Linked DNA regions of Homo sapiens: region 2 is linked to region 1. A link is a contact called in ENCODE Hi-C or POLR2A ChIA-PET data. All regions are on one chromosome and are shown on one strand. The core of a region is the stretch at or near the end of the contact, and the rest is flanking DNA. Distances in the headings are between cores, read along the strand shown.

What was found. A loop is a pair of places that touch in the nucleus more often than their neighbours do. ChIA-PET counts read pairs that join two places held with the same protein, here RNA polymerase II (POLR2A). Pooled maps may share reads with other maps.
Region 2: a map of heart right ventricle shows a loop between it and region 1 (3-fold over the local background). The contact joins the promoter of LINC00567 here to the enhancer-like site in region 1. A Hi-C loop is called at or near these places in 56 of 168 maps with a recorded cell type or tissue (A673, B cell, Caco-2 and 32 more), 34 of 37 single-sample maps with no recorded cell type and 43 of 50 pooled maps. POLR2A ChIA-PET finds 5 or more read pairs at or near these places in 26 of 52 experiments (A549, A673, AG04449 and 22 more).

What each region holds. Positions count from the first base shown.
Region 1 is chr13:110,725,307-110,728,622 of GRCh38, forward strand. No RefSeq gene overlaps it. Among named protein-coding and RNA genes, the nearest start is that of ING1, 13 kb to the left of the region's middle. RefSeq lists an enhancer at 1,322-1,461. Within about 2 kb of position 1,590, at least 5 of the 41 ENCODE cell types and tissues checked have a DNase peak (open chromatin) inside an H3K27ac peak, as active enhancers do; they include CD4-positive, alpha-beta T cell and GM12878, where a contact is called at or near this core.
Region 2 is chr13:110,811,376-110,814,691 of GRCh38, forward strand. It overlaps LINC00567 (long intergenic non-protein coding RNA 567), which reads right to left and starts at 1,709. Exons shown (of 1, transcript NR_135280.1): 1 at 1-1,709. It overlaps LOC105370362 (a long non-coding RNA gene), which reads left to right and starts at 2,330. Exons shown (of 2, transcript NR_158538.1): 1 at 2,330-2,398. RefSeq lists enhancers at 311-852, 853-1,394.

The sequences.
Region 1 (3,316 bases), core at 340-2,839:
CATCACAAGTTACACATCCAAACTCTTCAATGGTATAATATTTTATATTAAAGTAGAATTTTCTACGAAACAAGAAAATGCTTGTTTCAGCAGGCAACTTTAAATAAAGGTACTCAGTGTCGTGGTGTATGTATATCAATATAGCCACCATTTATTGCCTCCTATATGCTAGACATTGCTAGCACTGCATACTTCATATTTTATGACAACCCTGCCAAAAAATGGCTGCTTTTCCTGATGAAGGTGCTGAGACTCCAGCCAGGGACCTGACTTGCACAAGGCCAACGCCCTGCATCTGGCTCCAAAACCAGCATCCTTGACCACCGCCTGGCACCCGGAGGCCTCCTCATGGTCAGGACCTGGCGTTGCTGCTGGTCTTCCCTGAACGCCTAACATGCCAGGAGTGTGCTGTCCTCCCAGCTCTGTGGGGGTCTTACAACTGAGAAAGCCATAGAAGGTGAAAGAAACGCTCATGGTCTCACGGGAGGAGAGAGCGAAAAAGTCTTAATTGCTGGGCTTCTTTGCCTGAATGAAGGGATCTGCAGGAGCCACGGGTATTTGCACTACCAAGTTCTCATGCTTCTGATTTTCCTCCAGGTAAACCAGGATGCTTACTTCAAGTTTCTTGTTTTGCCCTACAGTGAATTTTAGGATTGTAATTTACCTGCAAGGTTTTTGTTTGTTTGTTTTGTTTTGTTTTTTCGAGATGGAGTTTCGCCCAAGCTGGAGTGCAATGGCGCAATCTCTGCTCACTGCAACCTTCGCCTCCCGGGTTCAAGCAATTCTCCTGCGTTAGCCACCCGAGTAGCTGGGATTACAGGCACGCGCCACCACACCTGGCTAATTTTGTATTTTTAGTAGAGACGGGGTTTCTCCATGTTGGTGAGGCTGGTCTTGAACTCCTGACCTCAGGTGATCCGCCCGCCTCGGCCTCCCAAAGTACTGGGATTACAGGCATGAGCCACCGTGCCCAGCCTACCTGCAAGGTTTTAAGCAATTCACTAGGAGCCATGCACGGTGCTAGAATCAGCATGAGAGTCAAAGTCAGATTTGAATCAGGACTAGTTTATCACAGGTTAACCTCAAGGAAGTCACTCTTCTGTACCCAATGTTCTCAGAAGCAAAATAAGGACAGTGATAATGCCCATCCCAGGAGTGGAGGCCCAGACTTGTTAATGTCTGAAAATACTTCAGAAATGCTAGAGCACTGTACAGATAACAATTTGAGTAATATTTTTGGTCAAATTATTCTAGTTTAACACATGTATTCTTAAAAAATGGACTTGTGATTCCTTACAGCTAAAGAGAATCAAGTCCACCCTTAGCATGTTAGCGGTCACTGCCAGGTTCCTGCTGCACGAGGAGGAAGTCCTCCATGGCTGCTTTTCTATAAACAATTCCATTTCTCGTTGTAGAACACAGAAGTAAATACATCGAATTTTTATTTTTAGTAGCAATCAGAGCCTACTAAACTTCCTTTTGACTCACCTCTTGATTGAATTCAGAGTAGGCAGAAAATCTCATTCAATCTCTTCACTGTGTGGGTGAGGAAACCGAGGCCCAAGGGTGATGAAGCCACTTCCTCAAAGGCACTCCGTGAGTTGGTGGTGGGGCTGCCGGCAGGATGAAGTGCTGTTACTCCAGGCCAGAGCCACTCCCCCGCTTCATCAGCCATGCTGTTTCATGGGTGCACCTGTTCTCATTTATGTGGACGTTAGGAACCGTGGGTCTCTCGTGTTAAGCCATAGGCCTTTAATAAAGACGTGTAGAGTAAAGCCTGAATCCAAGAATTGACATTTAAACATGAAACATTTTCTTTTCTAACTTGGAAACCAGTTCTAAAAACACACCTAAAAGGGAATTTCAGTTTGATTTGTGTGAAGGGAATATTTTTGGATAAATCTGTATGCCATTGGAAATGCAATATTTCTAAATGATTAATATTTGAGACATTAATGTAATGAGACATGTAATGTCATGTAATGTAACGAGACATGTAATGACATGTAATGTCATTACATATTTGAGACATGTAATATTTGAGACATTAATGTAATATTTTTATTACATTTAATAAATTTTATTTTTATTATAAAATTTTTATTATAAAATTTTATAAAAACAAATGTAATGATCAATCACAGAGTTTAACAATGTATCCATTTACAAAGATGCCTGGAAACAGTTTGCTGTCTCCCAAAGTGTTTATTTAACATAAGAAATTGTTAGATAAATACTTATTTTCTCTATTATTTGAGCATCTTTTGGTTGCAAGTAACAATAATTGACTATGTCTCAAGCAAAGACAGGAAAGATAAGAGAAGTGTCAGAAAATTCAGGAATCGGAAGAGCAATGAGGACACCGCAGCAAGGATTTTTCTCTGCAGCACAGATGTGTTCAGACACAGTGCGGACCAGGTGGAGACCCATCCACGAGGCTCACCGTGGCCAAGGGGTAGATGGTGTGGTGGACACTGAGCTGCTGGAGTCTGTTGTGGACAGTCAGGTGCTATGTTAGAGCAAATCTTTCCATTTTAAAAACACTTCCCCGGCCAGGTGTGGTGGCTCAAGCCTGTAATCCCAGCATTTAGGGAGGCTGAGCCGGGTGGATCACAAGGTCAGAAGGTTGAGACCATCCTGGCCGACATGGTGAAACCCCGTTTCTACTAAAAATACAAAAAATTAGCCAGGCGTGGTGGCACTTGCCTGTAGTCCCAGCTACTCGGGAGGCTGAGGCAGGAGAATCACTTGAACCCGGGAGTCAGAGGTTGCAGTGAGTCGAGATCATGCCACTGCACTCCAACCTGGGCGACAGAGCGAGTCTCCGTCTCAAAAACAAAACCAAAACCAAAAACAAACACTTGCCCTGATAGGTGCTGTGTTTGAATAGACGCTTGTGCCACCCTGACAGCTACTGGCTCTGGCTTAATTCTTTTCCCTTTAATTGGGATGTGTTCAGGGAATGGAAATTAATTTTTGTATTTTAAAGTAAGTAAAAGTTAGATGGAAGAGGGGAAATTATAGTTTTCCATGGCCAATATACACAATTTTCAAAATATTTATGACTCTTTGCACCATCAATCTGTTCCATAAACATGAGAAATTAGAAGTCAACTAACAATGAAATACTTTTATGACACAAAGATCTTCAATAATATGAGGTAGTTGAAAGTCAAGATATACAAGGATGACCTTCCTTGGCATCTTGGAAGGCTGGTAAGAACCATTTCACTTTGCAAATTTTGAAAACTACACTCGACCAAGAAGTTTAATTCTTTTTTTTTTCTTTCTTTTTTTTTTTTTTTGAGATGGAGTC
Region 2 (3,316 bases), core at 459-2,958, 86 kb after region 1:
CGGTGCCTCAGGCTCATCATTAGAAGCCAATGATGGCTCTGTAGATGTGGTAGTAAAGTCCAGGTAGCCGAAAGATTGAGTAAGGAAGCATTTGCTGGGAAATGGGGGTCTCTTGCCGCAGTGCTCCCCAGACACCTCAGGAAGTGACCTTCTGCCTGGGGCCTCTCTCCGCTGACAATAATGTCACACACTTCCTTGTCTCAAAGTTGAACACTGCCAGAATGATCCACATCCAAGGTAAGCTGGCTTCAGCTTGTTAATTTAGTCCTGCTCTCAAAGAAAAGGAAGAGGTCCTCACCCTGGCTGACACCTCTGGCCGCAGTGGCCCTGGTCCCCAGGGTGACAAGGGCCACACTCCTTAAAGAGCCTGAAATTCCCAGGAAGCTCCCCTTTTAAATCCAGTTAGGGAATATTATTTATAACACACGCCTCACAGATATTAATTCATTAAGAGAAATAATGGATGCGGAAGTGCTGAGGACTGAGAGTAACCTGCTAACACGGCCCCATCCTCAAGGGGCTTTCCCCATTTAGCCGGGGCCTGAGAACTGTGTAGGATGTTTACTTAGTGCTTTGAAAGAACTCACTGCATCCCCTCAACAATCCTTTCATGTGGCTGTTATAATTTTCTCCATGGTTGCAGATGAAAAAAAAAATCATTCGGGAAGGTTGAGCCATTATCCATGGCCACAGAGCTCCAAAGCGGTGGAACTCGGAATTGAAGCCCAGGTCGGTTGAAGCCAGGGCCGCAAACGTGCTCCCTGCCGCCCCACTGCCTGGCCGACACACTCACGGGTGCCGGGGCCACTGCACGCATGACAGTGCCAGGAGCGTGCACTTACTCCCCGAGCCCTTCCCTCCACGGCCAGGCCCGCAGTGTGAGTGCCAGGGCCTTCGGCGAAGCCCAGGGAAGCCCAGCGCCCTCGCCCTGGTCCTTTGACACATGACGAGACCTCCTCTGGGCAGAGGCCCCTGGATTCTGGGGCTTTCTGCCAGGCAGGGGCTGGGGCAGGCCCCGCACGCAAGCACCTGCCCCCGCACACAGGCATCTGCGACCCCGGGACTTAGCCCCCGCTGGCCCGCTGCAGTCTCCATTCCTTAAGCGCCCAGAGCTCCCTCTGCGCTCTCCTGTGCCCGCGTCTCCTCTGTTCTGTTTCGTTCCGCTCTGCTTCGGGCTTGTCTCAATTACATTTCCGTAAGGGTTCGGGTCCTCGGCTTACTAAGGGGCCTCTGAGAGGCCAGCTGGCCACCGGGACTGTCTTTCCTGCAGTGGAACTTTCCAGATTATCTTCCTTTCCCCCATCTCGCCTTCTGCCTCCTGCCGTCTTCTCGGTGTTTAGCTCGGGCAGGGTCCCTCCTGCAGAAACCGCTCCTGCCCGCAGCGCGCGCGCTTGCTGCCTCCCGCCCGGCTAAGGGAGGGCGGTTTCAGACAGATCCACTGGAGGGCAGATCTCCAGAGCCGGGAGCCAAAGGGGGCTGTGGCAGAAGGGGAGGCGGCCTTCGGGCTCAGGCGAGACAGGCTGACTCCCCCAGGAGGACCGCGCTGCCTGGGGGAGGCGAATGCAGGGCCCATGAGGCACTGACAGGAAGAGCCCCTGACGGCGGGGGGCAGCTGAGGAGCGGGAGCTCCAGGGGGAGGGGGCAGAGACTCGCCTCACAGCGCGCCCCTCACGACGTCCCCGTCACGACGCCCTCCACACGACGCGCTCCCCTCACGATGCCCCCGTTACCACGCGCCCTCCTCACGACATCCCCCTCACGACGCCCCCGTCACGACGCGCCCCCTTCGTCACGTCCCCCTCACGACCTCCCCCTCACGACGCCTTCCTCACGACGTGCCCTCCTCACGACGTCCCCGTCACGACGCCCTCCACACGACGCGCTCCCCTCACGATGCCCCCGTTACCACGCGCCCTCCTCACGACATCCCCGTCACGACGCCCCCGTCACGATGCACCTCCTTCAGGAAGTCCCCCTCACGATGCTCCCCCTCACAAAGTCCCCCTCACGACGCCTTCCTCACTACGTGCCCTCCTCACGTCGCGCCTCCCTCACGACACATCCCCCTCATGACGCGGCCCCCTCACAATGCGCCCCCCTCACGACGTCCCTCTCCTGACCCCCCCTCACCACGCCTCCACTGACAACGTCCTTCTCACGACGCCCCCCTCACGACGTCCCCGTCACCACGCTCCCCCCTCACGACGTCCCCCTCAGGACACCCCTCTCACGACGTCCCCCTCACGACGTCCCCCTCACACTACCGCCCCTCTTGGCAGCTTGACCTTCAACCCTCCAGGGTTTCTTTTTGACCTTTGCTTTCCTTCCAAACTTTCCCGCCTCTGGAATAAAAGAGTCGCAGAACAGAGAAAGGCTTCAGGGATGGGCTGTTTTGCAGGTGAGGAAACAGGCTCAGAGAAATCCGCCGGGGAACTGCCCAAGGCGACGCGGACTGGCAGACCCAGGCCTCAGACACGGATCTTCTTCCTCAGGCTCTTCCCCCAGCCGGCCGTCTTCCCACTCCGACACGCACGGCTGCATGGGGGCTGCGTCCCTTTTCAGCAGCTGTGTTCGGAGCTGAGCAGCTTGGAGCCACACACGTGCGTTATCTCAGGGTTCCGGGACACGCGTGCTGGGGGCGCTGCCCGGGCCCTCACTAGGCGGGATCAAGTGTTGGCCGCGCTGTATTCTTACGCGGAGGATCCGAGGACGGCCTGGAAAAGAATCCACCTCTTCGGAAGTTCCCACAGGCTGTTGGCCGAGTTCACTTTCTCTCTGAGGGCCCCAGGTCCAGGTCCGTGGCTGCCCTCAGTTTCTCTCCACGCGGAAGTTTCCAGTGCGGCCACTTACGTCATCAGCCAGCAGGGAGGCTCTAGAGCAAGTGAGCTGTGGGTGGAGGCCAGGGAATGTACCTGGATCATGGGAGAGACGTGCTATCCCTCTACCATATTCTGTGGATCAGAAGCAAGTCACAGATCCCCCCACATCAAGGAGAGAGGATTTCAGCAAGATATGAACACACTAGGAGGTGGGGACCCTGGTGCCACCTTAGTGTCTGTCCAGCAGAGGGACCAATTCCCAAATGAATGCATGCACAGCCGCACACACTAATCCCAAACAACAGCAACACAGTCATGTGGTCAACAGTGTTTTTATTTTATTATTTTATTTTATTTTATTTATTAAGTGCTAGGCACTGGAAACATAGCAGTGAAGAAAAAGAAAAATCCCCGTCCTCATGAAGCTTAGATGACGCTGGCGCACACTAAATCCACCAACAGCGGTCACAGCTGTAGCGTCTACATGGTTGCGATGC